Regions from separate parts of the Homo sapiens genome. Here region 2 is linked to region 1. Evidence: chromatin loops called from intact Hi-C (ENCODE). Cell type or tissue: PC-3. All regions are shown on one strand. Links, peaks and the distances in the headings refer to the core of each region. The heading gives the core; the rest is flanking DNA. Region 1 overlaps DOCK3 (dedicator of cytokinesis 3). Region 2 overlaps DOCK3 (dedicator of cytokinesis 3).

What was found. Peaks named below come from ENCODE experiments on the same cell type or tissue, not always from the same donor. Only the 100,000 strongest peaks of a DNase experiment are listed, where the experiment ranks them.
Region 2: it touches region 1 in a loop (9-fold over the local background); 2 of 110 quality-filtered maps call a loop at or near these places.

What each region holds. Positions count from the first base shown.
Region 1 is chr3:51,364,565-51,381,178 of GRCh38, reverse strand. It overlaps DOCK3 (dedicator of cytokinesis 3), which reads right to left. Exons shown (of 53, transcript NM_004947.5): 50 at 6,592-6,710; 51 at 5,344-5,431; 52 at 972-1,054; 53 at 1-129. Among named protein-coding and RNA genes, the nearest start is that of MANF, 12 kb to the left of the region's middle. In PC-3, for the core only: a CTCF peak has its summit at 9,012 (motif pointing right); a DNase peak (open chromatin) is centred at 9,028; H3K27me3 peaks cover 948 bases.
Region 2 is chr3:50,797,068-50,813,681 of GRCh38, reverse strand. The region is part of intron 2 of DOCK3 (dedicator of cytokinesis 3); the gene reads right to left. Among named protein-coding and RNA genes, the nearest start is that of MIR4787, 130 kb to the right of the region's middle. In PC-3, for the core only: no CTCF peak of the experiment used is centred there; a DNase peak (open chromatin) is centred at 6,611.

The sequences.
Region 1 (16,614 bases), core at 4,981-12,980:
GGAGTGCCCAAAGTTACTCTCACTCAAGGAGGACACGCCGCTGCTGGCACTGCCGGACAGCGTAGAGTTGCTGCCGTCCAGACCTGACTGGGGGCTTGTGGGGGAGGCTGGGATAGGGTGGAGAGGAGACTGCGAAGGAAAGGGTGGGCATGTTAGAATCCCTCTCTCCAGACAGGCTGACTTGCCCGCCATAGGAAGACCAAGAGCCTGCTTATGAATGAACTTTAACCCTCATCAACAGCATGTTTCTTGTTTCTTCAGCAGCAAGCTCCCAGCTCCTCCCACCACCCCTAAGCCAGTGGAACTCCAGAATCATCTGCATTTCTGTGGCCAAAAAATTGCCCTGCCCTGGCTGCTGGGCATTGGTGCCCCCTGGTCCCAGGTCCCAGGCTGCCGTCGGTGGCTCTGGGATACTGACATAAAGGCTGGGTCATCAGGCCTGTTGAGGAGGGGCAGAAAGAACCCTGGTGGGCCGTGGACCAGAGGAATGTATTCTGCTGCTAAAATCTGTGATAGACTCAGTCTTTTCCAATTTGCAGACAAGCTAACAGGTAGGAAATTTTACTCTCCTGAGTTTTTCATAAAGTTCTTGCTTTTACTGAATTCTAGTTTGAAATGCTCTCTGATCCACCACAGGAACATTTGTTTAGCTAGCGAACTACAGTGTGTTGATACCTTGGTGCTGGCTGAGAGCCCCCAGGTTTCCCAGTGCTCACTGCCCACACACTCTTGGTACTGTGTGTTGTTGTCTCCAGGACCCTCTGATCTCCCTGCCCCCATCACATTTGCTGCAGGACACAAATGTGCACCTGCAGCTCAAGTGTGGCTCTGGCCACCCCCAGCTTCTGCCAGGCTGGGGAGAGAGGTGAAGGGGAGGGCTCCAGTTCCTCCTGTAGACCCCAAGGGTGGTTCTAGAGCAGACGAGATGACTCATCTCACAGCCTGGTGGGGCTGCCGCTTCAGTACATTACCTTGCGCAGGGTCCGGGCAGGGAGGGCTGGGGGGGTATCACCCAGAGGGTGGTGGAAGGCGTCAAAGTGTAGGGAGTAATGACCTGCAAAGGGAACAGAACCAGAGCCTCAGCTGGGGGCCCTGCACAGACTTCATGCCAGCACCATCTTGCTGGGCCAACTGGGCAGGCATGAGAAGAGTCCCCTGGGGACCCCTCAGCATTGAGGGCTATGGATAAACCTCTCTTTACACTGGCCTTCTCCAAAACACAGGCTGCTGGGGTAAAAGAAACTCACTCCACACAGGAAGTCAGAGAAGTTGAGTGCTTCAGAGTCTGTGGAACAGGCCTCAGGCAGCGGCAGCTCTAGCCCACTGCTAGGCGATGAGACAGTCTGGTGAGAAGTGTGCCTGGCACAGTCAATTCCATTGTCTTCAGCCTTCTGGTTGGGATGGCCTTCCTGAGCTAACCTGCTGTACTCGGAAACCTCACTGACCCCAAAGCCCAGCAGGATCCTTCCTGTGGTGGGGGTGTTTTGGCTTTGGCTGAGTCGGCCCAGAGAATGGCCCATCTTCTCAGCTTAGATGGCTGTTGCTGTGGCCCTTGAGCAGAGTCTGAGACCAGGGACTATCGGGGGACCCGCTGGAGGTCTTCTTACCATGCAGCAGGCTTCGGGGAGGCACTGGGGGGGCCAGGATGCGCCCCATATGGGCAGACAGGAAGGGCTGGGCCTCTTGGGCTCCGCTATCCAGACTCCAGCTGCTGGGGGCTGCTGGCACAGCTGAAGGGTGGAAACAGATGGCATGAAGGGAGGTTACTTCTTGAGCCACCCTCTGGGAGAAGTACAGCTTGTGGCTTCTCCAGTGTGCACCACGTATCCAGCACACATGTGGGGCATGCCAGCACCTGGAACTAAAAACGCTGGCCAAGCAAGGCACTGTGGTCCACAGGGGAGAGTGGCCAGGGATTGAAGCTGCTTAAGAGGAGGGCAACAGAGTGAGTTTATGTCTAAAGAGTATTCAGGATGAGATAGCTGAATGTGCAGCAAGGAGTGAACGCCTGCAGCCTCTGGGATCTGCCAGGAGGAGAAGAGAAAACAGGACAGAAGAGTAGAGATGAGAATGAGAGAATATAGAGAGAGCACAGGACATAGAGCTCCTTGCCAAAGTCTAGAGTCAGCTCTCCTACTGCCCAGGCTCAGTGGGAAAAGCAGGGAGCAAGGACAGGTACCTGTTGGAAGAAACTGCAGCCCAGATCCAGCTGGACCCACTGCTTCCTAACAGGAGGAGGGAGGGCTGTGGAGCCGATGAGTACCCTTTGGCGTCTACAGAACCCCAGTTCCTAGCACCCACATGCCATGGATGCAGGGGTGCAGTGGGCCCAGGAAAAAGGGAAGCACAGAGTGCCCTTCTGTGTTAAAGAAGGAGTCCACTGCCAGAATACTGTCCCCTCAGCCACAGTTGGGATGACAGACTTTTCAGGAGGAGAGAGGAATGATGGCTGGACCTTGGGGTCTGAGGGTGCCACTCTGCAGAAGCAGCAGTGGACATGTGAATTCTTTTGGCCAGCTCCTCCTAGAGAACAAATACCAGCAAAAAGAAATATGTCCTTTCTCTGTTGGAGCCAGGCAACTCTCCCCTTTGGGCTATTAGCAGCAGAGAAGCGGCTCACAATCCAGGTGCTGTCACTGGATTTGTTCTAAGGCCGTGGTAGCTACATTGAGCCTGAGGTGGCTGAGGTTTGGTTTCTTCCTGGCCTAGACACAGAGATGGGAATTTCAGGGCCTAATGGGAGCTGACAGGCTTTGGAAGGGAAGGAGCTAGAGTCTGTCCTTTGAAAAGGATGTGGCCAGAGGGGCTGGGCCCCCTCAGCTGTCCAGGGATAAGACTGTGACATCCATCATCCTCTTCTTCCTCATTGCGCAGGAACTGGCGTGAGCTTGCAGCAGAACGCAGGGTAAAACTCCACTGTCTAAACAGCCTCAGTTCTGAGAATTGCCCCGTCTCCTGGTATGGTTGATAGCTGGCGGCAGGAAGGAGGGGTGTGCCAGTGATTGAGTTGCAGGCAAGACACTTAGCTGTTGCCTGAAAGGAGGAAAGAATTCTGCATCTGATGAGCATCAGGTGGATTTCACCAAATAGCCTCCTTAGAGAGCCTGAGCCATCCCAAGAACAGGCCCACTCACCCATGCTCCCTACAAGATGCAGCATGAGCTTCTTGGTGTTGAGGCTCCCTGTACCTTCCCCTCTCTGCCAAAAAAATCACCTTCTCCATAAAAAGCCACCAAAGAAATATCAGGGAATAGGAAGCTTAGAAATGGGTCTGGGCGGCTTCCCTAAAGGGGTTCTGACAGCCCAGGATCTCAGATGCACACCTAGCCCTGGAAGAATTATGGGGTGCAGATGTTCACCCACAAGGGCTCAAAGGAGCTCTAGGGCAGGAAGGCTATGGGAGAAGAAGGCTTACAGGGCTTTAATGGTTTACAAAAGGGTGCCTGCCTGAGTGACTCCATATAAACCAGAAGCCATCAAGTTTGCCCTGCAGCCTGATGTCTGTGAGCAGTGGGGCCAGTAGACCTTTGCCATGTAGCATAAATGCACTGGGGCTAGAGGGAAGGCTAATACAGAATGACTTATCCTAGGAAAAGAAGGGTGATCCCAACTGTATCCTGTCGCCTCCCTCCCTCACCATTAACAACTGTCCAGCACTGGCCTGAGGCCGCCAGTGCATAGCCCATGGTCCTGAAGGCAGGCTCACCTGATCTGGGAGTCACTGCACGGCAAAAAGAGATACCTGTAAGTGAGAGATGTAGTCCTCATGGGACTCAGAACCCTGACAGACAAGAGAATGATGACAAGTATGTATAGTTCCTGCCCTGGAGGATCCAGGTAGAGACTTAGGGAGCTACGCTCTGGCCTGTGTGTTGCCACTGGGCAAATGTCTGATTAGCTGCCTTCTAAATGCTGGCCTTGTGGTACGGATATGCTTGCTCTGGGCTCAGCCTCTGTTCTGAGACAACCCTCCTTTCCTTCCACACCTAGGGGTGGGCATGTCCAGCTCCTTGATGTAGTCGTAGTCTGGCCTTGGCCTGAGGCCTGAAGCGCTAATGTGTCTGGTTGGGGTAGGGTCCTGGTCTGGCCACCAGCACCTGTTTGAGCTCTAAGCCTGTCTAGACTCTTGGCTACTTCTGACGTTGCTCTGCATCTCAGCTGAAGAAATGCCACTGTGGATTCTGGCCCTCCAGGCGAAAAGGGCACTCTGTTTTGGGTCACAGGTGCAGAAGTCCAAGAAGCTGCATGTTTTCGGGATATACGACCTTGAAGCTATGAAGGCATCTTCAGCCAGTCTCCAGGCCCTTTGTGGTGGGGCACCCAGCTTCAGTGCCCATCAGTGTTTTGTCTCTTTAAAGAGGACACAGAGGTATGTCCTCCATGATGAGCAAAGGCGGAGCATAACAGTGGGGACAGCACATAGCACTCGATGAACAGATACGATGATAACGTGATGATGACAGCTTTGGAGGGACATGTTCTGATGGAATAGGGGATGACAGGTTGTATTGGTGGGAACTGAGTGTGCCCTAAACTCCAATAGATGGAGCAGCTAGGCAGAGAACCTGTGAGGAGAGGGGCGGATATGAGGCCAGGTTCTGGGTGGCAGGAAGGCTCAGCACTTAGTATTACTCTCTGTTAAAATTAACTCAGATCTCCGTGTCTGAGGTCTGAGTCTGCTTCTTCCATCGGCTTGCAGAAGCAGAACACAGGGTAAAATGCCCACTCTCTAAACAGCCACAGGTCTAAGGAGGATTGCTCAGTCTCACAGTATGGTTGGTGGCCTTGCAATAAAAGATGGATTCACAGCAGCTGCTGGCCAGAGTGGCTACAGAAGGACCGGACTCCTTTGGGGCACCCTGGGCTTCACTTGGAGAAGCCTGTCTTTGGGAAATAGCATGTCTTTCCCCTTCCTCTTGGGGCTTGTTTGGCCACGGCCTGTTCTGAGCTCCAAGGAAAGATCCCTGAGGGCCCAAGCTGAGAGGGACCAAAGGGGCCACAAGGCCTGCTGAATTCTGGGGGTGGCTGGGAGGAGTCTAGGGAAGTAGTTTTCTACAGTTTGCACACAGAAGCCCAAGTTTCCATAAAGGTGGGCTCAGGGCAGGAGGCAGTTGGGACCTCTGAGGGTAGGCCCTGAGGAAGGAGGGATACAGGATATAAACCTTAGCATCAAGTCAGACATGGGTTAAATAGTGAGCACAAGAACTGGTCAGAATTCTGGACAGACGGACAGACCTGAGTGTTGAAGTATGGCTTAGCCCTGGCCAGCTGGTACTCAGGGACAAGAGTCAGACACTCAGGATGGGGACAGACATGGGGGGAAGGCCACCTGGGCAACAATACCTTTTTCAGCCACAGACAGATTGGGATCACTGCAGGGTTTGCAGGCTCCGACCACTTGCTGGAACAGGGCTCGCTGGAAATTCGGCGGCTGAAGGAAGGAGATAAACATTACAGAGAGTGAAAACAACCAATTATATCTTGGGAGGCAGTGTTGTGGGCGACGAGAGACAGGACACTACAAGATCAGACGGGGAAAACAAAGCAGTGGCACAGCTCACACTTGAGATATACTGAGACCCCCAGGCCAGCCCTAGGAAAGACTGTCCAGGGTGTCTGGTTCTCAGTGCTTCTATACACAATATTTGCAATACCATCCTCCAGTATCTGGCTAGGACCCAGCTGTCTTATGTAGGGCCCAAGAAACAGAACATAGCTACCTGGGAGCATCTGTTTGCATCCTTTTGTCTGGCTAGAGAGATCCCCACTTCCCCATGAGCACTGACAGGTTTAGCCTCCTGGAGAGGCCCTGCACAGGCCCATGCTAGCACTGAAGGCAGAGGAAAGGACAGTATCAAGCCTAGAGTCACAGACAGGACTTGCTGTTTTAATGGGCAGCTGCCAAGCAGATCTCATCCCTCTACCTGGCAGAGCCAATCAGGCACAGGGAGGTACCACTAAGAAACTCCTGGCATTCTGAGGCTAGGTAATGGTCACTGAGAGGTGACTTTTATGGACCCTGATAGAAGGGCAGGGACAGACTGCCCAAGGGAGGGAGTTAATCCCTACAGCTTCTTGTTCAAGGTCCCCAGGCAGAGCATTTGGAGAGCTGTGCAAATGGCATGTAGAACAGCCCCAGCAGGTAGTGAGGGACTTCAGTTGGATGGATGAATAAAAGAGGCAGAGTTTGTTCCAGTGAGGATGCCCCACAAATAGGGAGGAAGAACATCTTCCAGACCAATGTGTCCACCACTGCCTTCTCAGAACAGGCTGCAAAGAACCAATTACCTTTGCTAGACTGTTTAGGGATGACGAGTCCAGGATCTGGCGGGAAGGACAGATAGCTACATGAGCAATGCTGGTTCCAATGGTGGTTCCTGCCACCATTCTACTCACGCCTACACTCTGTCTGGATTGCTGGTCCTCAGGTTCACTGCACTCCACATCCAGAAGCCCAGCGGCCTTTTGCGGGATCTTACAGCGGAATGAGAGAGCCATGTAGGACAATGCAGAAGGCCCCGCAAATGCAAGGAGGGAAGCACAGGCTAACACACTTGCAGCAGAGGACAGTCAGTGTGGTGGGTCTATTACCTGTCCGTTCTCCAGGATGGCTGCTGGATACATGGCACTGCTTGGGCGGTCCCGGTATGTGGGCAGCAACAACATCATTTCACGGGCATGGCGGTACTTATCTGGCAGAGAGGGAGAGCCTGTAACCAAGTGAGAACAATCAAGCACAGATGACAAGCCACAGATGGAGGGTCCAGCAGTCAAGCATCCTCAGGACTAGGGAACCAGGGTAGGTGTCCCTTACAGTTAGGGTGAGGATGAACTCAGCAAGCACAGGAGGAATGAAGCAGAGTCTGGTTGTTAGATGGTGGCAGTGGCTGCACCTCATGTCCCAGCCAAGGCTGACATACAGCAGGCTGGTGAGATGCAGATCCGCTGACAGAGTCCCCACCATGCTCAGAAGCAGAGGGTGAGGAGAGTTAAGAACTGGAGCAGGGTGGCTAGGGGCTCCCTGCATCAAGCACTATCAGGAAATGGGTGTGGCCTGTATGCTGGGCTCTCCTGGGGTCCAGGCATGGGAACAGGCCAGCTTGCAATGGAGACACTCACACAGAGACAGAGACACTCAGATAACATAGCCACACTGTTATTACTTGACATACTGTGTCTTTACGCACTTACCTTCTCCTGACACCACTGGCCCTGTTCTCACCTGGCTCCCTACCGACTTTTCTCAGAGGCTTCTCCCTTCCAGATTCTAGGTCCCAGCACCTGGCCTCTGCCTTCCTGCCAGTCCTACTGCAGCCCTAGAGCCAGGCTGGCTGGGGGCCAGGGCTCTGCACACAGGTTGCTCTCCGGGGTTTTGCTCTGTGACACTTGCCCTTCCGTGAACTCAGGGTTCATGGAACTAATGTGGAAATTATGGGGCTTTAACTCAGGCTCTTTAGTTGACTTGATTCATGTTCTACTCCTGTGAGGCCTCTGCAGTGATTTCCCCTAGTCTGAGGGACTGTTATGGAGGCCACACCATGCCACATGTGGTGTGACTCTGTCCCCATGGATTCAGACCATAGCCGTAGGTCCAGGAACTTGTCAACCCATGGTCCTTAAGAAGATCTTCCACAGAAGCAATAAGAGTAACTTGCTGGCTTTCCTGGGGGAATGGGTAATTTGGAAGGCCCTCCAAATGTGCTCATTGTACCAGATACCAGCATATCCATGAGAAACCACTGGGGGAATCGGAGCCCTCACAGGAGGATCACCTGGATCTCAAGCCTCTGCCTGGCTCTATTGGTTGAAACCCCTCTCTGGGGTGTCCTCTGAGTGAAGTTGGGTAGTTTAGACCAACCCATGGGCTCCAGCTGAATCTGCAGCTGGGGTCAATCTGCAGCTCCTAGAGGCTCTGTGTCTCTGGAACTCAGGGTCTCTGGGGCTTTCCTTTGAGTGTGCAGTGCCAGCACTGTCAGGACACAGCTAAAAATACGTCTTCTTCAGCCAGCTTGCCAAAGGAGTCCTTGAGAAATTCCTCTTGTATTCATTTCAGTCCAAGAAGATGAGGCTAAAATACTTTGAAGAAGTCAGCGTAATAAATACCAGTAATGTAACTTTTTCCACAGTTGGTCTGAGTGATCCTGTTTGTAGAACCTCAGGGCTGGCTTTAAGACCCAGTCATTAAAAAATGTCCTTTCACTTGTAAGAGAATGACTAAAATATGATTTTTAAAACTCGACCTGAATTGCTATTTTGTGATTTTACTGGTTTCTATGTTCTCTTTTAGAACCTGTACTCTTAGGCAACCTCAAGAAGATGGCTATGTAAAGAGAAATGAAAAAAGCACCTATTCTCACTGACCAATATAGTGCTTTCCCAGCAAGAAACTCTCAGAATGCTTCCTGAGCATTGCAGCCCACAGCTCTAGACAGGACTACTCTCTGTTCAGTATGCACCGGAAAACACACAGCACCTTTAGACCAACTCAGTAACATCAAACCCATATCTAATGCCCATTCCACACCAAGCATGTGATTGGAACCTGGTATACTGTCTTGCTCAGGTTGTCCGTGGTCTCTCACCTCGTGGAGCTCACAGCCTGGCTCATAAAGAAAACCCCACATCTGCATACTCAATATCCTGATCCGTGTGAGGGGGTTAGGATGGAGATATAGCAGCCTGAAGGCTGTAGCCAGGGCTCAGGGGCTCTGCTGAAGATTCAGACTCATGTTATGGTGGTCTCTCTGGGCTATGGTGGCCACAAAGGGGTGCTCTGTGCCACCACTAAAATTTTTAACTCTACCACTTCACTTCCCTCCCCCTGCCCTCTGCCCTGGGCAGCCAATCCCATGGTAGGAGAAGGTGATGGTTACTTTTCATGAAAACATTTGAACAACACAAGGGTTTCTGTGTTCATGGGACTTCTGAATTATGTGAGTTGTAGTCTAGTAAACCCCAGTGTCAACGAATTACTTAAGGATTATTCAAAATCCCTGTTTCCTAGCTCCAATCAGCCTTTTGATCAGCAGGGGGAGCTGTCAACTCACAAGAGTTTAGGTGAAAAAAGCACCTATTCTCATTGACCGATACAGTGCTTTCCCAGCAAGAAACTCTCAGAATGCTTCCTGAGCATTGCAGCCCACAGCTCTAGACAGGACTACTCTCTGTTCAGTATGCACCGAAAAACACACAGCACCTTTAGACCAACTCAGTAACATCAAACCCATATCTAATGCCCATTCCACACCAAGCATGTGATTGGAACCTTGTATACTGTCTTGCTCAGGTTGTCCGTGGTCTCTCACCTCATGGAGCTCACAGCCTGGCTCATAAAGAAAACCCCACATCTGCATACTCAATATCCTGATCCGTGTGAGGGGCCTTGCAGGCCATTCCTCTCAGACATTTCCAAAGCAACAGGAATCACAGCAGTGTCCATGGGTATGGCAAGGAAGACCACTGGTCTCATGACCACTCTTGGGAGTGGGGGAAGTAACCCCAATGCAAAGGCTTCCCTCAAGATCACCTTTACGAAAGCTTTCCCCTCCCTGGTAATACCAAACACAAACTTCAAACAGAGTGGACTGTTTCCTCCCTTCTTTGCCCAGAGTGTATCTACTACAACATCTATTACATACATTTGAAAGTATCAGTCTTTCTCTATGATGCCATGTCACACAGACCCTTCTATTTTGTCTCCCAGGGCCTAACACTGTGCTTGATAGATGTAGGACCTGCACCTTTCTCCAGATGAGCCTGCACATGGATGGTATGGAAGTTGTGGTCTAGAAGGGACTTGCTTTCTTTCTTACTGCCTCTGATCTTGTCACTGTTCTCTTTGGGCCCAGTTCTGTTTAACCATTTTGTTTATTTTTGCACTTAATGTTTACCCCCAAAAGGGAAGGGGCTTCTCTCAGCCTTCCTCTGTGTGATATTCTGGAGTTTGGCCATTGTGACAGCTCATCTCCAAAAATGGTGACCATCAACACCTTCTGTCCCAAAACACACACACCATTCCTTACAACATGAGGTGTAATCTCATTCCTCTTTCTGGTATCTGGGTTGACATTAGTGACTTGAGGAGACTAGAAACGTGGGGACTTCCTGGGACATCCAAGGCTGGGTAAAAACGAGCCTTGAGGCTTCTTCCTGGGTCTCTTGGAATGCTTTCTCTGGGGAAAATCAGCTGCCATGCTGTGAGAAGCCTAAGTCACATGGAAAGGTCATATGTAGGAGCTCAAGTTGACAGCCCCAGTCGCACCCCAAGCTGACCACCAGCATCAATTGCCAGCCATGTATGTGAGCCATCTCGAATATCTAGCCCACCTGAGCTTTTAGATGATTCCAGCCAGTGACATCTGACACCAAGTGAGAATTGCTCAGTGAGCCCTGTAAACCCACAGAATAAGAGATGATAATAGATTGTTTTAAGAAGTTTTGGGGGTGGCTTATTATGCAGCAACAGATAACCAAGCCATTTGAAGTAAAAATGAGTTATTTCCAGACAAGAAGATAATTTCTCTCTATTCAGCACTGACATAGTGCACCACCTGCCCCCGTGGCAAGAGCCATGCAGGTTCCTCACTGAGCATTCAGTAAAAGCTTGATAAGTGAATAAATCAGTCAACGGCTGGAAGGAAAAGGTGGTAACCGCCAGCCTGTGAGGTCCCCAAGAGCAGGGCCTGCTTATTCCTCCTCTTTCTTCTTTTCAGGACACTAAGTATCTGGAACAGCCTAGAGGAAGTGTCTGACCAATGTCAGAGTGCATTTGAGTTCAAATGTCCATCCTTGGTTGCCTTCTGTGTTTATCAATCATCATGATTCAGAGATCTGTCCTCAGCAAGAATACCAGATAAAGTCTTAGATATGTCAGAACATATCTTAGAGACGCTTTAGGTTAGGGAAAAAAACAAAACCAGAAGGGATTACAGAAACTGTTTCTGCAGCTCTATTCAGGACTATTTACCTGAAGACACTATAAATGCCAACCTTGACTGTGGCACTCATGGCTCAGGGTTTCTTTTCTTTTTATTCCCAAGGCCGTCTTTCAGTGTGCCTTCTTGATAACACATATCACTGCTCCTTCTCTATGTCTGCAGCTTTCACATACTGACAAATCTTCAGCATGCACCGATCTTTTGGTTCATTTGTCCTATTTAGTACTAGAAATGTCTGCTTTCAAATGCTGGCTCCCCTTTTCTGACCTCAGAGTCCATGCTAGGGAGGCAATATGGGCAGTGGAATGGGCATGAGAGTGAGGGCTGGTGAGTGTAAAGATCTGTGCCCCAAACTTAGCTTGGCTGTGAACTGGCTAGGTGGCCTTAATTCCCTTGCCCTGGAAATGAGGGCTTGGTCTGAATACTTCAGGTGAAGTCTGACTGTGCCTGCTGCAACCTTACTCCACTTCCCTCTACAATCTGCCAAGGCTTTTCCCAGGTGGTCACTGCATCTTTTCACTGTGCCATACAGCAGTCACTCCTACTGTGGGCTTCTCTCCATCACTCCTACTGTGGGCTTCTCTCCATCACTCCTACTGTGGGCTTCATGGGTTTGTGTGCTTTAGAGAGCTTCTTTTCTTAATGACTTCCCAAGTCATACATTTGTGCTATTACACCAATCAGACGTAGATTTTCACATAGTCCCATATTTCTTGGGGGCTTTGTTCATTTCTTTTTACTCTTTTTTCTCTAAACTTCTCTTTTCGCTTCATTTTCATTCATTTGATCTTCAATCACTGATACCCTTTCTTCCAGTTGATCGAATCGGCTACTGAAGCTTGTGCATGCATCACGTCACTCTCATGCCATGGTTTTCAGCTCCATCAGGTCATTTAAGGACTTCTCTACACTGTTTATTCTAGTTAGCCATTCATCTACTCTTTTTTCAAGGTTTTTAGCTTCTTTGCAATGGGTTCAAACATCCTCCTTTAGCTCGGATAAGTTTGTCATTACCGATCATCTGAAGCCTTCTTCTCTCAACTTGTCAAAGTCATTCTCCATCCAGCTTTGTTCCATTGCTGGCGAGGAGCTGCGTTCCTTTGGAGGAGAAGTGCTCTGATTTTTAGAATTTTCAGCTTTTCTGCTTTGGTTTCTCCCCATCTTTGTGGTTTTATCTACCTTTGGTCTTTGATAATGGTGACGTACAGATGGGGTTTTTGTGTGCATGTCCTTTCTGTTTGTTAGTTTTCCTTCTAACAGTCAGGACCCTCAGCTGCAGGTCTGTTGGAGTTTGATGGAGGTCCACTCCAGACCCTGTTTGCCTGGGTATCAACAGTGGACGCTGCAGAACAGCAAATGTTGCTTTCTGATCCTTCACTCTGGAAGCTTTGTCTCAGAGGGGCACCCTGCCATATGAGGTGTCAGTCGCCCCCTACTGGGAGGTGCCTCCCAGTTAGGCTCCTGAGGGTTCAGGGACCCACTTGAGGAGGCAGTCTGTCCGTTCTCAGATCTTAAACTCCATGCTGGGAGAACCACTACTCTCTTCAAAGCTGTCAGACAGGGACGTTTAAGTCTGCAGAAGTTTCTGCTGCCTTTTGTTCAGCTATGCCCTGCCCCCAGAGGTGGAGGCTACAGAGGCAGGCAGCCCTCCTTGAGCTGCAGTGGGCTCCACCCAGTTCGAGCTTCCCAGCCGCTTTGTTTACCTACTCAAGCCTCAGCAATGGCGGATGCCCCTCCCACAGCCTCACTGCCTCCTTGCAGTTCAATCTCAGACTGCTGTGCTAGCAGTGAGAGAGGCTCCATGGGTGTGGGATCCCCTGAGTCAGGCGCAGGATATAATCTCCTGGTGAGCCCTTTGCTAAGGCCACTGGAAAAGCGCAGTATTAGGGTGGGAGTGTCCCGATTTTCCAGGTACCATCTGTCACGGCTTCCCTTTGCTAGGAAAGGTAACTCCCCGACCCCTTGCATTTCCTGGGTGAGGCAATGCCCCGCCCTGCTCCGTGGGCTGCACCCAGTGTCTGACAAGCCCCTGTGAAATGAACCCAGTACCTCAGTTGGAAATGCAGAAATCACCTGTCTTCTGTGTCAGTCACACTGGGAGCTGCAGACTCGTTGTGTTCCTATTCATGATGGGGAGAATGGAACCAAATTGGAAAACACTCTTCAGGATATTATCCAGGAGAACTTCCCCAACCTACCGAGGCAGGCCAACATTCAAATTCAGGAAATACAGAGAACACCACAAAGATATTCCTCAAGAAGAGCAACTCCAAGACACATAATTGTCAGATTCACCAAAGTTGAAACGAAGGAAAAAATGTTGAGGGCCACCAGAGAGAAAGGTCAGGTTACCCACAAAGGGAAGCCCATCAGACTAACAGCAGATCTCTCAGCAGAAACTCTACAAGCCAGAAGAGAGTGGGGGCCAATATTCAACATTCTTAAAGAAAAGAATTTTTAACCCAGAATTTCATATCCAGCCAAACTAAGCTTCATAAGTGAAGGAGAAATAAAATCCTTTACAGACAAACAAATGCTGAGAGATTTTGTCACCACCAGGCCTACCTTACAAGAGCTCCTGAAGGAAGCACTAAACATGGAAAGGAACAACCGGTACCAGCCACTGCAAAAACATGCCAAATTGTAAACACCATCAACGCTACAAAGAAACTGCATCAACTAACGAGCAAAATAACCAGCTAACATCATAATGACAGGATCAAATTCACACATAACAATATTAACCTTAAATGTAAATGGGCTAACTGCTCCAGTTAAAAGACACAGACTGGCAAATTGGATAAAGAGTCAAGACCCATCAGTGTGCTGTATTCAGGAGACCCATCTCAAATGCAGAAACACACATAGGCTCAAAAGAAAGGGATGGAGGAAGATCTACCAAGCAAATGGAAAACAAAAAAAAAGCAGGGATTGCAATCCTCGTCTCTGATAAAACAGACTTTAAACCAACAAAGATCAAAAGAGATAAAGAAGGCCATTACATAACGGTAAAGGGATCAATTCAACAAGAAGAGCTAACTATCCTAAATATATATGCATCCAATACAGGAGCACCCAGATTCATAAAGCAAGTCCTTAGAGACCTACAAATAGACTTAGACCCCCACACAATAACAATGGGAGACTTTAACAGCCCACTGTTAATACTAGACAGATCAATGAGACAGAAAGTTAACAAGAATATCCAGGAATTGAACTCAGCTCTGCACCAAACGGACCTAATAGACATCTACAGAACTCTCCACCCCAAATCAACAGAATATACATTCTTCTCAGCACTACACCACACCTATTCCAAAATTGACCACATAATTGGAAGTAAAGCACTCCTCAGGAAATGTAAAAGAAAAGAAATTATAACAAACGGTGCCTCAGACCACAGTGCAATCAAACTAGAACTCAGGATTAAGAAACTCACTCAAAACCACTCAACTACATGGAAACTGAACAACCTGCTCCTGAATGACTACTGGGTACATAACGAAATGAAGGCAGAAATAAAGATATTCTTTGAAACCAATGAGAACAAAGACACAACATACCAGAATCTCTGGGACACATTTAAAGCAGTGTGTAGAAGGAAATTTATAGCACTAAATACCCACAAGAGAAAGCAGGAAAGATCTAAAATTGACACCCTAACATCACAATTAAAAGAACTAGAGAAGCAAGAGCAAACACATTCAAAAGCTAGCAGAAGGCAAGAAATAACTAAGATCAGAGCAGAACTGAAGGAGATAGAGATACAAAAAACCCTTCAAAAATAAATGAATCCAGGAGCTGGTTTTTTTTGAAAAGATAAACAAAATTGATAGACCACTAGCAAGACTAATAAAGAAGAAAAGAGAGAAGAATCAAATAGATGCAATAAAAAATGATAAAGGGGATATCACCACCGATCCCACAGAAATACAAACTACCATCAGAGAATACTATAAACACCTCTATGCAAACAAACTAGAAAATCTAGAAGAAATGGATAAATTCCTGGACACATACACCCTCCCAAGACTAAACCAGGAAGAAGTTGAATCCCTCAATAGACCAATAACTGGTTCTGAAATTGAGGCAATAATTAATAGCCTCCCAACCAAAAAAAGTCCAAGACCAGATGGATTCACAGCCGAATTCGACCAGAGGTACAAAGAGGAGCTGGTACCATTCCTTCTGAAACAATTCCAATCAAAAGAAAAAGAGGGAATCCTCCCTAATTCATTTTATGAGGCCAACATCATCCTGATAACAAAGGCTGGCAGAGACACAACAAAAAAAGAGAATTTTAGACCAATATCCCTGATGAACATCAATGCAAAAATCCTCAATAAAATACTGGCAAACTGAATCCAGCAGCACATCAAAAAGCTTATCCACCACAATCAAGGGAGCTTCATCCCTGGGATGCAAGGCTGGTTCAACATATGCAGATCAATAAACGTAATCCATCATATAAACAGAACCAAAGACAAAAACCACATGACTATCTCAATAGATGCAGAAAAGGCCTTTGACAAAATTCAACAGCCCTTCATGCTAAAAACTCTCAATAAACTAGGTATTGATGGGACATATCTCAAAATAATAAGAGCTACTTATGACAAACCCACAGCCAATATCATACTGAATGGACAAAAACTGGAAGCATTCCCTTTGAACACTGGCACAGGACAGGGATGCCCTCTCTCACCACTCCTATTCAACATAGTGTTGGAAGTTCTGGCCAGGGCAATCAGGCAGGAGAAAGAAATAAAGGGTATTCAATTAGGAAAAGAGGAAGTCAAATTGTCCCTGTTTGCAGATGACATGATTGTATATTTAGAAAACCCCACTGTCTCAGCCCAAAAGCTCCTTAAGCTAATAAGCAACTTCAGCAAAGTCTCAGGATACAAAATCAATGTGCAAAAATCACAAGCATTCCTATACACCAATAACAGACAAACATAGAGCCAAATCAGGAGTGAACTCCCATTCACGATTGCTTCAAAGAGAATAAAATACCTAGGAATCCAACTAATAAGGGATGTGAAGGACCTCTTCAAGAAGAACCACAAACCACTGCTCAACAAAATAAAAGAGGACACAAACAAATGGAAGTTCCAACATTCCATGCTCATGGATAGGAAGAATCAGTATCGTGAAAATGGCCATACTGCCAAGGTAATTTATAGATTCAATGCCATCCCCATCAAGCTACCAATAACTTTCTTCACAGAATTGGAAAAAACTACTTTAAAGTTCATATGGAACCAAAAAAGAGCCTGCATTGCCAAGACAATCCTAAGCAAAAAGAACAAAGCTGGAGGCATCATACTATCTGGCTTCAAACTATACTACAAGGCTACAGTAACCAAAACAGCATGGTACTGGTACCAAAACAGATATATAGACCAATGGAACAGAATAGAACCCTCAAAAATAATACCACACATCTACAACCATCTGATCTTTGACAAACCTGACAAAAACAAGCAATGGGGAAAGATTCTCTATTTAATAAATGGTGCTGGGAAAACTGGCTAGCCATATGTAGAAAGCTGAAACTGGATCCCTTCCTTACACCTCATACAAAAATTAATTTAAGATGGATTAAAGACTTAAATGTTAGCCTAAAACCATAAAAACCCCAGAAGAAAACCTAGGCAATACCATTCAGGACATA
Region 2 (16,614 bases), core at 3,318-11,317, 570 kb after region 1:
TAAAATTTTTCAACTTCATGATGGGTTTATCAAGACATAACCCCATCATAAGTCAAGAAGCATCTGAACTTAAGGTGGTTCAACTTAATGATTTTCAACTTTAAAATATATTTATTGAGGTATTAAATGCATTTTCTTTTTTCTTTCTTTCTTTTTAAGACAAGGTCTCACTCTGTCACCCAGGCTGGAGGCAGTGATGATCACAGCTCACTGCACCCTCAAACTTCTGGGTTCAAGCAATCCTCCTATCTCAGCCTGTTGAGTAGCTGGGACTACAGACATGCTCCACCACACCTAATTCTTGTTTTTGTAGAAACAGGGTCTCACTATGTTGCCCAGGCTGGTCTCAAACTCCTAGCCTCAAGTGATTCTCTCTCGCCTCAGTGTGCCAAAGTGCTAGGATTACAGGTGTGAGCCACAACACTTAAATGCACTTTTTACTTAATGATATTTTCAATTTATCATGAGTTTACTGGGACATAACTCCATTGTTAAGTCAAGGAGCATCTGTAGTTCTCCAACTATGTCTTGTTGGTAGACATTTAAGACATTACCAATTTTTTGCTACTACAAACAATTCTGTGGATGTCTTCATGTGTACATGTGTAGAAGTTTCTCCAGATCAATGGCTTTTGTATATTTTTTTCTTACCATGGCTCAGACTTAGAAATATGCTTTAGATCATAACCCCATACACATAAAATTGAAACAAATCTCATGAAGAAAAAACACTTAATGATGCTACATGCAATTGCGCCAGTTACCAATTTATTGCCCCTCAAAACTAAACTCACCTTTCTTTGCCCTGGTTAGTAATACCTGAGTTGGGGCCTGTGATGGTTACTATTATGTGTCAACTTGACTGGGGCCACAGGATGCCCAGATATTTGATTAAACACTATTCTGGATGTGTCTGTGAGGGTGTTTCTGGATGAGATTAACACTGGAATCAGTAGACTGAATAAAGCAGACGGCCCGCCCCATTGTGAGTGGCCCACATCTGATCTTTTGAAAGCCTGAATAGAACAAAAAGGCAGAGTAAGAGAGAATTTGCTCTGCCTGCCTGATTCTCTTTGAGCTGGAACACTGGTCTTCTGCCCTTTGGGCTTGGACTGGAACTTATACCGCAAGCTCTCCTGGGTCTATAGCTTGCTGACTGCACATCTTGGGACTTCTCAGTCTCCATAATATCTTTTATTTTTATATATAGATGTATTAGTCTGGGTTTTCCATAGAAACAAATATTCCAGAGTACACACACACAAAACGCTTCTCTTGAAAAGAGACTAATACAACCCTATAAACATCTTTCTTTTGCCAGCTCATGGGAGTTGGGCTTTAAGAGAGGGTGCTGAAGGGATCTGGTGTGCTATTGTTTTATTGTGAGCACTCTACTCAGTGGACTTGCACGTTGGAGGCCCAGTAGTGCTTATCTTAGCCACCTTCACAGACTAGCTATGGCCCTTATTCTCTGGCAAGTTTCTCTACCACCTGGAGAGCCACACCTATGAATCTGCTCGACTCATTCATGCCTTTCCACAAGTTTTTCTACCATCCAACAGGTTGCTCCTATAGACCAGCTCCAACGCATGCCCTCTGGCAAGTTTCACCGCCACCAGCAGGCTACACGTTCCTATGGCATCCATGCTCTTTCCCATAAATTCTGAATCTTAGGCTAGAAGGGATAGGAGTTAAGTTCTTAGTTTCTTGCTTGTCCACCCTCTCTCAGCCCTACAGGTAGCAGTTGATTTCTGCATTTGCTATCCCTTTGAGTCTTATTTTAGCCCTTTTAGCAGTTAACTACTTTTTTACTAGTTAACAATTATTTATATTAAATATTCTCTATTCCAATTAGTGTGATTTCTCTCTCTTGATTGGATCATAACTGTTATAACAATATATTTAGATATTTCTTATTCTATTCTTTTTTATTCATGCAGATAAGTGAGCCACTAAATATAACTGTAATAACCCCCTAATGATTTGATGAAGACAGCTTGAAAAACATTTCTCTAAGGTATATACTTAAGAATTAAATGGCTAGGTCATAGGATATGCACATCTAACTTCACAAGATGCAACCAGCATGTAAGCATTCCAATGGAAACATATCTGTGCCAATATCTGAATATGTGAGACATTTCAGTTTTCTCAAACTGATATGTATAAAATCATTTATCATTCTGATTTTAACTTGCTATTCCATGAATGACTCTTTTTCTTTCTTTTCTTTTTTCTTTTATTCTCTCCCTCCCTCCTTCCCTTCCTTCTTTCCTTCCTAACAGGTTCTCATTCTGTCACACAGGCTGGAGTGCAGTGGTACAATCATAGCTCACTGCAGCCCTGACCTCCTGGGCTCAAGTGATCCTCCTGCCTCAGCCTCCTGAGTAGCCAGAACTACAGGCATGCACCACCACACCCACCTAATTTTTTTCTTTTCTCTCTTCTCTTTTTTATAGAGACAGGGTCTCTCACTTGTTGATTAGGCTGGTCTTGAACTCCTGGCCTCAAGTGATCCTCCTACCTCAGCCTCCACTGAGGATTACAAGCATGAGCCACCATACCTGGTCCTCACCTATTATTTATTCTTCTTGGTTTGTAAGAGATCTTTTATATTCTGATTGCTTATCTTTGTTGTATCACTGCAAAAATGTTTTTATCTGTGACTAGATTTTTTATTTTTAAACCTTTCATCCAGTTCACTGATGCATAATTTACATATAGTAAAAAATACAGATCATGAACATACAGTACAATGAGCTTTGACAAATGTAATAACCATGAAACCCATATTTCATCCAGATATAGAACTTTTTAATCACCCTGAAAGTTTCCTCATACTTCTTTCCAGTCAATCCTTTCCAGTAAGCAACTACTGTTCTGGTTTCTATCACCACAGATTTGTAGTGTTACTTATTCTTGAACTTCATATAAATGGAATCAATATGGACTGTAAAATTCTATTTGGGCTCTTTTATTTAATATATTTTTCAGATTCTTCCATATTGTTTAGTTTTATACTTTTATCAACTTTTTTACAAAGTTGTTTTACTTTTTTAAATAAACTTTTTATTAATATGTAACATCCGTAAGTGTGCAAATCATTAGTGTACGGCTAAATTTAAAAAAAAATTTTTTTCAGACGGAGTGTCGCTCTGTTGCCCAGGCTGGAGTGCAGTGGTGCAATACCGGCTCACTGCAACCCAGGTTTTAAGTGATTCTCCTGCCCTAGCCTCCCAAGTAGCCGGGATTACAGGTGCCCATCACAACGCCCAGCTAATTTTTGTGTTTTTAGTAGAGACAGGGTTTCACCATGTTGGCCAGGCTGGTCTCAAACTCCTGACCTCAAGTGATCCGCCCGCCTCGGTCTCCCAAAGTGCTAGGATTACAGGCATAAGCCACCGCACCCCGCCAGCTAAATAAATTTTTAAAGAGTATACATACCTGTCTGCCCACCACTTAGATAAATAAAAACAGTAGCAGCATCCTAAAACCCACTTGTACCTCCTCCAGTCATCAACACACACACCCTTAAAAAGATTTTTTTGAGACAGGTTCTCCCTCTGTCGCCCACGCTAAAGTGTAGTGGCACAATCATAGCTCACTGCAGCCTGGAACTCCTGGGCTCAAGCAATCCTCTCACCTTACCCACCTGAGTAGCTAAGACTACAGGCACACACCACCATGCTAATTTTTAAATTTTTTGTAGAGACAAGATCTCGCTATGTTACCCAGGTTGTTCTCAAACTCCTGGCCTCAAGTGATTCTCCTGCCTCGACCTCCCAAAGTGCTGAGATCCCAGCCAATAACCACTACTCTGACAAATATCACCTGATTCAGTTTTGCCTGATTCTGTCCTTTTTGTACACAAAATCATAATAACACTAATTCTCATATCTGGCTTCTTTTTTCAATAATATGTCTGTGATGGGTCATCGTATTGTATGTAGCAATAACTAACTCATTTTCCTTTCTATATCACATTCAGTTGTATGAATATACCACATATTTGCCCATTCTACTGCTGATGAACATTTTCATTTTTTCCAGTTTGAGACTATTATGAACAAAGCTGATACTAACATTTTTATAGGTATTTTGCTGTTGGGTTCATATTTATGAGTAGAATTGTTAAATTATAAGGTATGTGTATATTCAGCTATAGTATATAGTGCCAAAGAGTATTCCAAAGTGCTAATAACATTTTCCCCACCATCAGTAATGTCTGGGAGTAACAACCGATCGACATTCTCACTAGCACTTGGTATCGTGTTTTAATTCTTAGACATTCTAGTGGCCATCTGGTGGTAGCTCACTACAGTTTAAACGTGCATTTCCCTGATGACTGAGATTAAGCACCTTTCCATATGTTTTTGAGCCACTAGGATATGTGTTTTTTGAGGAGCCTACTCAAGCCTTTTGCCTGCTCTTCTATTAGATTATCTTTTAATTTTTGACTTGTAATCATTCTTTACATGCTCTGAATACAAGCCTTTCGTAAAATAACTCATCGTGACTTCTTTTTCCCTCTACTTAACGATCTTTTGAACAAGAAAATTTTCATTCTAATAAAGTATAACTTACCAATCTTTTCCTTTATAGTTAGTGCTTTTTGTATCTTTATAAAAGATCTTTGTATACACCAATGTCAAGAATAGTTTCCTATGCTTTCTTCAAGGTGAATTATTTTTACATTTCACATTCAGTTCTACCATCTACTTGGAATTGAGTTTGGAGTATATTCTGTGAGGCAGGAATCAATATTCATTGCTTTCGGTATTGGTCCAGTATCATTTACTGGATAGGCCATCATTTTCAATTTCAATTGGCATAGCATCACTTATTGTAAAGAGCATCATTTCTCCACTGCACTACAATGTCACTTCTCTCATACATCAGTGGATGATATATCTCCACGGAGTGGACAAGCAAGAAACTAAGAACTTAAAAGAACCCCTTTCCCTTCAAGGGTAAGATCCAGAATCTGTGGGAAAGAGAATGGCTTCCACAAGAACATGGAGCCTGCTGGTGATGGCACAACTTCCCAGAGCACTTGGGTTGGAGCTGGTTTCTAGTAACAACCTGCTGATTGGCAAAGAAACTTTTGGAAACACATGAGTGAGCCAGAGTTAGCCCATAGGTGTGGCTCTCCAGGGTCTATTTCTGGCCCCTCTATTCTGTTTCAGTAGTCTTTTACCCCAAATCACAGTCTTAATGTATAATAAATCTTGATATCTGGTACCATAAGTCCTCTAGTTGAGATAATCTTCAAGATTATCATATTCTTTGTAACCTTTTGCATTTTCATATGAATGTCATAATCAGCTGTTCAATTTCCATACCCAAAAAAAGCCTGCTGGATTTTTATCAGGATTGCATTAAATCATTAGATTAACTTGGAGAGAACTGGCATCTTTATGATAGTCTTTCAATTCATAAACATAGTAAATCTTTCCATTTGTTTAGATCTTAATTTTTATCAAGATTTTTATAGTTTTCAACATGAATGTCTTGTATTTTTATTAGATTTCATTCCTTAGCATTTGATACATTTGATACTACTATAAATAGCATTGTTTTATTCATTTTCTAATTCTTCTTTGCAAACATAGAGAAAAAATGTGTTTTTAAAATACTGACATTATGACTAGGTGCAGTGGCTCATGCTTGTAATCCCAGCACTCTGGGAGACTGAGGTGGGAGGACTGCTTGAGACCAGCCTGGGCAACATGGCGAAATCCTATCTCTATAAAAGTAATTAAAAATTACCTAGACATGGTGGTGCACACCTGTAGTCCCAGTTACTCAGGAGGCTGAGGTGAAAGGATTGCTTGAACACGAGAAGGCCAAGGCTACAGTGAGCTGTGATTGTGTCACTGCACTCCGGCCTGGGCAACAGAGCAAGACTTTGTATCTATCGATCAATCAACACAATACTGACACTGTAGCCATCAAATTCCCTTAGTTATTCTCAATATTTTCTACAGATTCTACTGCACATTTTACACATAAAATCATATCAAATACATATGATTATTTCAACTTTTCCTTTCCATTCTGTATGTTTCCTACCTTACTGTATATACTAGCTAGTACTTATAATACTATGTTCAACAGATGTGGTGATAGCAGGTGCTGTAGTTTGAATATTTGTACTCCCACACATCATGCTGAAATTTGATCCCCGATGTTGGAAGTGGGCCACAATGGGAGGTGTCTGGGTCATGAGGGCTGTTCTCTTATGAAGAGATTAACGCCCTTCAGGAGAGGGAAGGTGAGTGAGTTCTCACTCTGTTAGTTCCTGGGATAGCTGGTTGTTAAAAGATTGAGCCCAGGAGTTCAAAGTTGCAGTGAGCTATAATTGTACCACTGCACTCTGGCCTGGGTGACAGAACAAGATCCTGTCTCCAAAAAAAAAAAAAAAAAAAAAAAGAGCGTGGCAGAGCAAGATGGCTGACTAGAAACACCTGGTGCTTGTCTCCTCCACAAGAACCAACAAAGGTAAAAAATAAATAGCTAAGATTTGACTGAAGTGTTGAAGAAAGAAAAGTGGAATGCCACAGAGGAGTGGAGATGCATCTGTGGTGACTGGATTCCGAAGAATGCAGTGTAAAGGCATCTGACCTCTGCAGCACCGTCTCGCCAAACCAGATCAGACTGGGGCCCAGAGACAGGAGGGACTTCCCATTGTAAGGGAAAAGTAAGCAGAAGATCCCCACCATCCCCTACCACCACTGCAAAGGCCTACAGTCCTTACACCCCCTGAGTCCAGTTTGGAAAGCCACCAGAAATTCATGCAACTGCACTGCTCCAGGTTGGGAACACAACGTGTGCTAACCCACCCCTTGTGAGCCAAGCTATTGCAGCAAGACACCATCTTGAGACTAGAGCCACCTCTGGAATGCTCCCTCCTCTTGGGTACAGTAGCCACTGCACTTCTCCACCAATGGGGCTCCATCTTCATTATGCCAAGCACCCACAGATGGCTAAATGCCATAACCCCAGATGCACAAAGCTTGGGCTCAAGATTGCCTGTGACTCCAGTCCTGCACAGCAGGGAAACCAACCCCCGCTGCTACACTTTCAGCCAGAAGAACAGTCTTCCATTCCCACCCAGGGTGAACATGCCCTTGAGAGCCAGCCATGTCCTTACCCACCCTCCCCCAAGCAGAAGAGGTCCCTGAGCCTACAAGGAGCCAATATTCCCTGGGGCCAGTGGCCTGGCTACATGGCCACAGCATTCCCACCCAACACAGACATGCCCCTGGCCTACCCAAAGGTCCTATGCTCCCAATAAGGACTTGAGAAAAGTCCCACAGGCCGCCCTCACAGGTGTGCCCCCAGGTCAGCCAGGCAGCAAAGAGCTCAACTCTTGGATGTGAAAATAGCCCTGCAAGCCACACCCAGTAAGCACACCCCTGAGCTGACTGAGCAGCCTTACACCTGCATCCCAGACCTGAGAAACAGCCTCATGAGCCACCCCTGGCAGACACACCACACCCCCAGGCCTGCTGGGCAGTTGTATTTCCACATCCCAGCCTCAAGAAACAGCCCTATGGGCCACTTCTAGCAGGCATGCTCCCAGGCCAACTAAGCAATCCTGTGTCTGCATCTCAGGTCTATGAAACAGCCCTGTGGGCCACCCTCTACAGAAGCACCCCCAGGCCAGCTGAGCAGCTGCAGCCATGTCACAGGCTTGAGAAACAGCTCTAAGTCTGCCCCCCAGCTCCTGACATATTCCCCCAGGCCAGGCAAGCAGCCTTGCACATACCAGGCCTCAGAAACAGCCCTACAGGTTGCCAATGACAGACCCAGACCCAGGCCAGCCAAGCAGGTGCACATCCACAACATAAGCCAGAGAAACCCAGTAAACCACCTCCAGCAGACATGCACCCAGGAAAGCTGAGCAGCCACTCACCCACATACGAGGCCAAAGAAATAGCTCCATGGGCTGTCCATGGTGGGCAAAATCCAGATCAGATGAGTAGCCTTGTATCCTAAGCTGGAGAAACAGGCCCTGTGGGCTGCACCTGATAGACAAGCCCACAGGTCAGTCAAGAAGTCTTGTGTCCACATCCAGAGCCTGAGAAATGGCCCTGCAGGCCGACCCTGGCAGACATGTCCCCAGGTCAGCTAAGCAGCGGTGTGCCTGCATCCTGGGCCTAAGAAACAGCCCCACAAGCCATTCCTGGAAGGTATGTCCACCGACCAGCCAAGCAACTGTATACCTATGTTCAAAGCCAGAGGAATGGCTCATGGCCCCAACCCCAGCTGACCATACCCCAAGTTGGCTGATCTACTGTGTGCACACACATGTCCCCACCCAGAGAAACAGCCCCAGCAAGCCCACCCCTGGAAAACCTGTACCATCATCACCACAAACTCTCTCAGCCTAGGCCACTCAGAAACATGCAAATTCCACTACTATGGGTTACAGCTGAAAAAACTACATGGAAACTAGGTCAACACACTCCACCAAACCAACACCCCAAGACTCATGCAAATAAGAATTTCCCTAAGAAACCTACACCATAAAATTGGAAGAGGCGACTTTTCCACTAGATGGATACAAATCAATATAGGGACATATCAACCAAGAAAAAGCAAGAAAACACGTCACCTACAAAGAAAAACGATTATCCAGTAACAGATCTCAATCATAAGAAAATATGTGAAATGCCAGAAAAAGAATTAAATGTTAATCTTAAGGAAACTCAGTGCCATACAAGAGAAGACAGATGATTCAACAAAATTGGGGAAATCAACGCATGATTTGAATAAGAAATTCAAAAAAGATAGATAAGCCAAACAAAAATCCTACAGCTGAAGAATTCAATGACTAAAAAAATAAAATCAAGAGCTTCTAGAACAGACTAGACTAAGCAGAAGAAAGAATTTCTCCCCTCCCCCTCCCCCTCTCCCTCTCCCCACGGTCTCTCTCTCCCTCTCTCTCCACGGTCTCCCTCTGATGCCAAGCGGAGGCTGGACTATAGTGCCGCCATCTTGGCTCACTACAACCTCCCTGCCTGATTCTCCTGCTTCAGCCTGCCGAGTGCCTGGGATTGCAGGCGCCAGCCGCCACGCCTGACTGGTTTTCGTATATTTTTGGTGGAGATGGGGTTTCGCCGTGTTAGCCGGGCTGGTCTCCAGCTCCTAAACGTGAGTGATCCGCCAGCCTCAGCCTCCCAAGGTACCGGGATTGCAGACGGAGTCTTGCTCACTCAGTGCTCAATGTTGCCCAGGCTGGAGTGCAGTGACGTGATCTCGGCTCGCTACAACCTCCACCTCCCAGCCGCCTGCCTTGGCCTCCCAAAGTGCCGAGATTGCAGCCTCTGCCCAGCCGCCACCCCGTCTGGGAAGCGAGGAGCGTCTCTGCCTGGCCACCCATCGTCTGGGATGTGAGGAGCCCCTCTGCCTGGCCGCCCAGTCTGGGAAGTGAGGAGCGCCTCTTCCCGGCCGCCATCCTATCTAGGAAGTGAGGAGCGTCTCTGCCCGGCCGCCCATCATCTGAGATGTGGGGAGTGCCTCTACCCCGCCCCCCATCATCTGAGATGTGGGGAGCGCCTCTGCCCCGCCGCCCCGTCTGAGATGTAAGGAGCGCCTCTGCCCGGCCGCGACCCCGTCTGGGAACTAAGGAGTGTCTCTGCCCGACCACCACCCCGTCTGGGAGGTGAGGAGTGTCTCTGCCCGGCCGCCCTGTCTGAGAAGTGAGGAGCCCCTCTGCCCGGCAGCCGCCCCATCTGGGAAGTGAGGAGCGTCTCCACCCGGCAGCCGCCCCCTCCAGGAGGTGGGGGACAGCCCCCGCCCGGCCAGCCGCCCCGTCCAGGATGGAGGTGGGGGGCAGCCCCAACCCGGCCAGCTGCCCCTTCCAGGAGGGAGGTGGGGGGCAGCCCCCGCCCAGCCAGCCGCCCTGTCCAGGAGGGAGGTGGGGGGCAGCCCCCGCCCGGCCAGCCGCCCCATCTGGGAGGGAGGTGGGGGGCAGCCCCCGCCTGGTAGCCGCCCCATCTGGGAGGTGGGGGGCACCTCTGCCCAGCCACGCTGTCTGGGAGGTGGGGGGCCCCTCTGCCCGGCCGCCACCCCGTCTGGGAGGTGTACCCAGCAGCTCATTGAGAACAGGCCATGATGACGATGGCAGTTTTGTTGAGTGGAAGGGGGGGAAGTGTGGGGAAAGGAAAGAGAAATCAGATTGTTGCTGTGTCTGTGTAGAAAGAAGTAGACATGGGAGACTCCATTTTGTTCTGTACTAAGAAAAATTCTTCTGCCTTGGGATGCTGTTAATCTATGGCCTTACCCCCAACCCCGTGCTCTCTGAAACATGTGCTGTGTCCACTCAGGTTTAAATGGATTAAGGGCGGTCCAAGATGTGCTTTGTTAAACAGATGCTTGAAGGCAGCATGCTCGTTAAGAGTCATCACCACTCCCTAATCTCAAGTACCCAGGGACACAAACACTGCAGAAGGCTGCAGGGTCCTCTGCCTAGGAAAACCAGAGACCCTTGTTCACATGTTTATCTGCTGACCTTCCCTCCACTATTGTCCTACGACCCTGCCAAATCCCCGTCTCCGAGAAACACCCAAGAATGATCAATAAATACTAAAATAAATAAATAAATAAATAAATAAATACATAAATACATAAAATCTTAAAAAAAAAAGAATTTCTGTACTTCAAGACAGGTCTTTTGAAATAACATAGGCAGACAAAAACTAAATTATAAAAATGAAGAAAGCCTGCAGGATTTATGAAACACCATCATGTGAATAAAGTATTACAGATGTTCCAGAAGGAGAAGAGAAGGGAAAGGTGGGGAAAACATGTTTAATGAAATAATAGAAGAAAATTCCCCTAAGCATTGGGAGAGATATGGACATCCAGAACCAGGAAGCTCAAAGAACCCCAACAGATTCAACCCAAACAGGTCCTCACTGAGAGACATATATTATATATCAAATTTTCAAAAGTCAAAGACAAAGAAATAATTTTAAAAGCAGCAAGAGAGAAGTGTCAAGTCACATACAAAGGAAACTCCACTAGACTAACAGTAAATTTCTCAGGAGAAAACTTACAGGCCAATAGAGAGTGGGATGATATATTCAAAGTACTGAAAGAAAAAATAAAAATTAAAAATGGCAATGAGGAATATTATACCCAGCAAACCTACACATTAAAAATGAAGAATAAATAAAATCTTTCACAGACAAGAAAAACTAAGAAAACTCATCACCACTAAACTGATCTTGCAAGAAATACTCAAGAGAGTCTTATATCTGGAAGTAAAAAAGATGATAACCACCATCGATAAAACATACGGAACAATAAAACTCATTGGTAGGACTCATACACAAACAAGAGAGAAAAACAAATAAAACCTTATCAATGTAAAACACCACTCAACTGTAAAAATAATGGGAGGAAGTAAGAAACAAAGAATATACAAAACAATCAGAAAACAGTAAAATAATAGGAGTAAATCCCTATCAATAATAATCTTGAATATAAATGGATTAAATATACATTTAGAAGACATAGATAGGTTGAATGGATAAAAAAGAAAGACCCTATGATATACTGCCTACAAGCAACTCACCTCACCTATAAAGACACACAAAAACTGTAACTGAAGGAATAAAAAAGATATTCCATGCAAAAGAAAACCAAAAGTGAGCATGAATAGCTATACTTATATTGGACGAAAAAGACCTGTAGTTAAAAGCTGTAAAAAGAGACAAGGCAACACAGTAATAAAGCAATCAAGTTAGCAAGAGAATATAACAATTATAAATATATATGCACCCAACATCAGAACACCCAGACATATAAAACAAATACTATTAGACCCAAATGAAGAAATAGATCCAAATACAATAATAGCTGTGGACTTCAACACTCCACTCTCAGCAATGGACAGATCATCTTGACAGAAAACCAACAATGGGACATCAGATTTAAACTGCACCACAGACCAAATGGATGTAACAGATATTTGTAGAACATTTCACCCAACAGCTATAGAATACACATTCTCCTCATCAGCCCATTGAACATTCTCCAGGATTAACTATATGTTAGGACACAAAACAAGTCTCAAAAAAAACTTTAAGATTGTTAGATATGAGTTCTAAATTTCTCTTCAAAGTATCAATATGTCAGTATGTTCAATTCTTTGCCTTCTACTTTTAAACTTAACTTCCTCATAAAGCAACCTTTTTCAATCACCTGCTCCACCCTGACTCCTTCCAATTACCTGCTCCACCCTGACTCATTCCAATTATCTGCTCCACCCTGACTCATTCCAATTACCTGCTGCACCCTAACTCATTCCAATTACCTGCTCTGCCATAACCATTTTTCCTGCCAAACCACTCACCAGGTCACTCTCTTTAAATTAGCCAATCAGAATTAGTTTAGCCTGTGCGGCCTAACCCTAGCTAATAGGAGGAATAACAAGCAGCAGGGGCCACATGTGTCAGGAATCAGAACCCCTTCCCCTCCCTTGTCCAGGTGTGTGCTCACCATTGCTCCATCTGTGAGGGTGCACCCTTCTATAGAAGTAAATTGCCTTGCTGAGAAGAAAAAAAACAGAAAATTTTATATTCAAGCACTATTTCTTTTACGACACTGAAACTTTATTTATAACAAGATCAAAATCATACCAAGTATCTTCTCAGACCAAAATGGAATAAAACTAGATATCAATAAGAAAAGGAACATCTGAAACTATATAAATGCATGGAAACTAAACAACATGCTCCTGAATGACCAATGGATGGAAGAAGAAATTAAGAATGAATTTCAAAATTTCTTGAAATGAAAATAGAATCGTAAGATCCCAAAAGCTAGGGAACACAGCAAAAGCAGTATTAAGAGGAAACTTCAGGGAAATATATGCTGAAATTAAAAAAACTAGAAAGATTTCATATAACCTAATGGTGCACCTCAAGGAACTAGAAAAGCAAGAAGAAACCAAAACAAAAAGTTAGCAGAAGTAAAGAAATAATAATGACCAGAACAGAAATAAACAAAATTGAGACTAAAAACAAAAGATCAACAAAACTAAAAGTTGTTTTTTTTGAAAATAAATAAAATTGGTAAACCATTAGCTAGACTAAGAAAAAAGAGAAGATCCAAATAAAATCAGAAGTGAAAAATGAGACAGCACAACAGGAGCCATGGAAATACAAAGGCTCATTGGTGATTACTATGAAATATGTCAATAAATTTAAAAACCTAGAACAGATAAATTCCTGGACACCTACAACATACCAAAAGTAAACTAAGAAGAAAGAAAATCTGAACCAATAACAATAATAACAAGTAATGAGACAACTCAGTAATAAAAGGTCTTTCAACAAAGAAAAGTCCAAAAATAATGGCTTCACCAAAGAATTCTATCATTCTTTTAAAGAAGAATTAATACCAAGTCTTCTCAAACTACTTCAAAATGTTGAAGCAGGGAATTCTCACTAATTCATTCTACAAGTCCAGCATTACCTTGATAGCAAAACCACATAAAGACACAATCAGAAAAGAAAACTACATGCCAATATCCCTGATGAACACAGACACAAAAGTCCTCGACAAAATACTAGCAAACCAAAGCCAACAACATATCAAAAAGATAACCATAACCAAGTGGGATAAATCCCAGGAATATAAGAATAATTCAACACATGCAAATAAACAAACATCATACATCATATCAATAAAATGAAGGACAAAAACCGTAACACCTCAGTAGACTCAGAGAAAGCTCTTAATGAAATTCAACATCCCTTCATGATGAAAACACTTAATAAATTATGTGTAGAAAAAAAGCATCTCAATATACAAAGGCCATATATAACAAACCCACAGCTAGCATCTTCTGGAATGGGGAAAAAACTGAAAGCTTTTCCTCTAAGAACTGGAACAAGACAAGGATCTCCACTCTTATTCAACATAGCACTAGATGTCCTAGCCAGAGCAATCAGGCAAGAAAAATAAATAAGAGGCATCAAAACTGGAAAGCAGAAAGCCAAACTGTCCCTGTTTGCAGATGACATGATCTTATATATACAAAAACCTAAAGACTCTACCAAAATACTCTTAGAACTGATAAACTAATTCAGTAAACTTGCATGATATAAAATTAATGAACAAAAATCAGTATCACTTCTATACAGGAACAATGGAGGAGCCAAAAAAATGAAGAAGGCAATCCTATTTACAATTGCTACAAAAAAAAATACCTAAGAATAAATCTAACCAAGGAGGTGAAAGATCTCTACAAGGAAAACTACAAAACACTGATAAAAGAAATCGAAGAGGACCCAAAGAAATGGAAAGAAAGGCCAAGTTCATGAATCAGAAAAATTAATATTGTTGAAATGGCCATACTACCCTAAGCAATCTACAGATTCGATGCAATCCCTAACAAAATACCAATGACATTCTTAACAGAAATAAGGGGGAATATCCTAAAATTGGCATGGAACCAGAAAAGATCCCAAATACTCAAAGCAATCTTGGGCAAAAAGAGCAAAGCTCATACTACTACACCTCAAAACATACTACAAAGCAATAGTAACCAAAACAGCATGATACTGGCATAAAAACAGACACACAGACCACTAAAACAGTATAGACAACCCAGAAATTAATGCACATATCTATAGCCAATTAGTTTTTGATAAAAGTACCAAGAACATTCATTGGCAAAAGGACCATTTTTTCAATAAATTATGCTGAAAAAACTGGATATCCATATGCAGAACAATGAAACTAGACTTCTACCTCTCACTCTATACAAAAATCAACTGAAAGTAAATCAAAAACCTAAATGTAAAACCCAAAACTATAAAACTACTATAAGTAAACAGGAGAAATGCTTCAGGACATTGGTCTACACAAAGATTTTATAAATAAGACCTCAAAGCAACACAAGCAAAAATAAACAAACTGGATTATATAAAATGAAAAAGCTCTGCACAGCAAAGGAAATAATAAAGTGAAAAGACAACCTACAGAATGGGAGAAAATATTCTGAAACCACTCATCTGACAGGAGACTTAATAACCAAAATATACAAGAAACTCAAACATCTCAAAAGCAAAATAAAAAAAAAAAATCCAATTACAAAATGGGCAAATGAGCTCCTGTAAGAACACAGGCTTGACCTAATATCTGATCTGCTTCCCCCAGGACACTGTTCTTTCTGAGAGATGGCACTAATAAGACCATATCTGCCATTGCAGGTGGGATGATCTCATTTCATTTGTAGGTGGCCTTTCTCATTCTCTTGTCATTGTCATGAACTGGGGTATCCCTAGCAGGAAAACTGAGTATTATGCACATAACTCTGCAGATCATGGGCAGTGCTTGGTCAAGTTCCTTCTATGGCACTGTGGTTAAAAGACTACAGACCATTCCATAGCGAGACCTGGTTTTTCTCTACATTTTGCTCTTTTTCTCTGTGAAGTATGACTCTTGCCTCAAGATCTGGTTGCCTGGCATGGTTTTTCCAGCATTGTTAACTAAATCTCTTGATATATTTCCCCCCTCGCATGTAACAGATTCCACCTGTGATCAATACTTTCTACCTAACAGCTATCGCTTAACTGCCGTATATTTTTGCATTTATTTATACTGTGGTCAGAATACAAAATGAGCTATTCTTTCTCTGTTCATCATTACAAGAAGAGTTACATATGTGTTACAGTTTTTTGTATTCTTTGCCTAATTCTCTGACTGCTGTGCCCCATAATTTTCATAAATTCTCTATCTGTAATTCGTCATTAGATTTGAAAATACGATTAATGTTCATATTAAAGGTTGAAACAATTAAAATTGAAAATGGGCAAATAATCTGAACATTCTCAAAAAAGACATATAAATGGCCAATAAATGTATGAAAAAATGCTCAACATCATTAATCATCACAGAATTGCAAACAAAACCAACAATGAGGTATCATCTCACCCCCAGTTAAAATGGCTATCATCAAAAAGACAAAAGTAACAAATGCTGGCAAGGATGCAGAGAAAACAGAACCCTTATATGCTGTGCTGGAGATGTAAACTAGTATACCACTATGGAGAACAGTACGGAGGTGCCTCAAAAATACTACAAGTGGCTCTTCCAGAACACAGAAGCAGAGAAGCCTCTGCAGTGCTGACATTTAGCTGGAAAGGTGCTGCGCCTTAGGTCTCATCTGCTGTCCGGGACAACAGAGAGGACAAGATGACCAACCAGACACAGCTGAACCACCAGTGCAGTCAGAGCCTTGCAGGGCACAAAGCAAGGCAGACCCATCCCTTCCAATGCCCTGCCCTTGCACCAACGCTGCCACAGGAGTGAAACTAGACCTAGAGAAGAGCGGACTCTCCCACTTTCTGAGTGACTACCCCATAACACACAGGCCTGCGCCTGACAGCGCCCCACCTCCATCCTCACACCACCACCAGCACAACCATTTGCACAGTCACCAGCAGAAGCCCCCAACCTCCCCCCAGCCATACCGCCTCTTCCACTGTGGTGAATGCCTGCACAAAGGCAAGAACCTCGGCATTCACTAGCACCCTGATGCAGCAGTGTGCACTCTGCCATGTTGTCAATGCTGCTGCTGGCAGCACATGC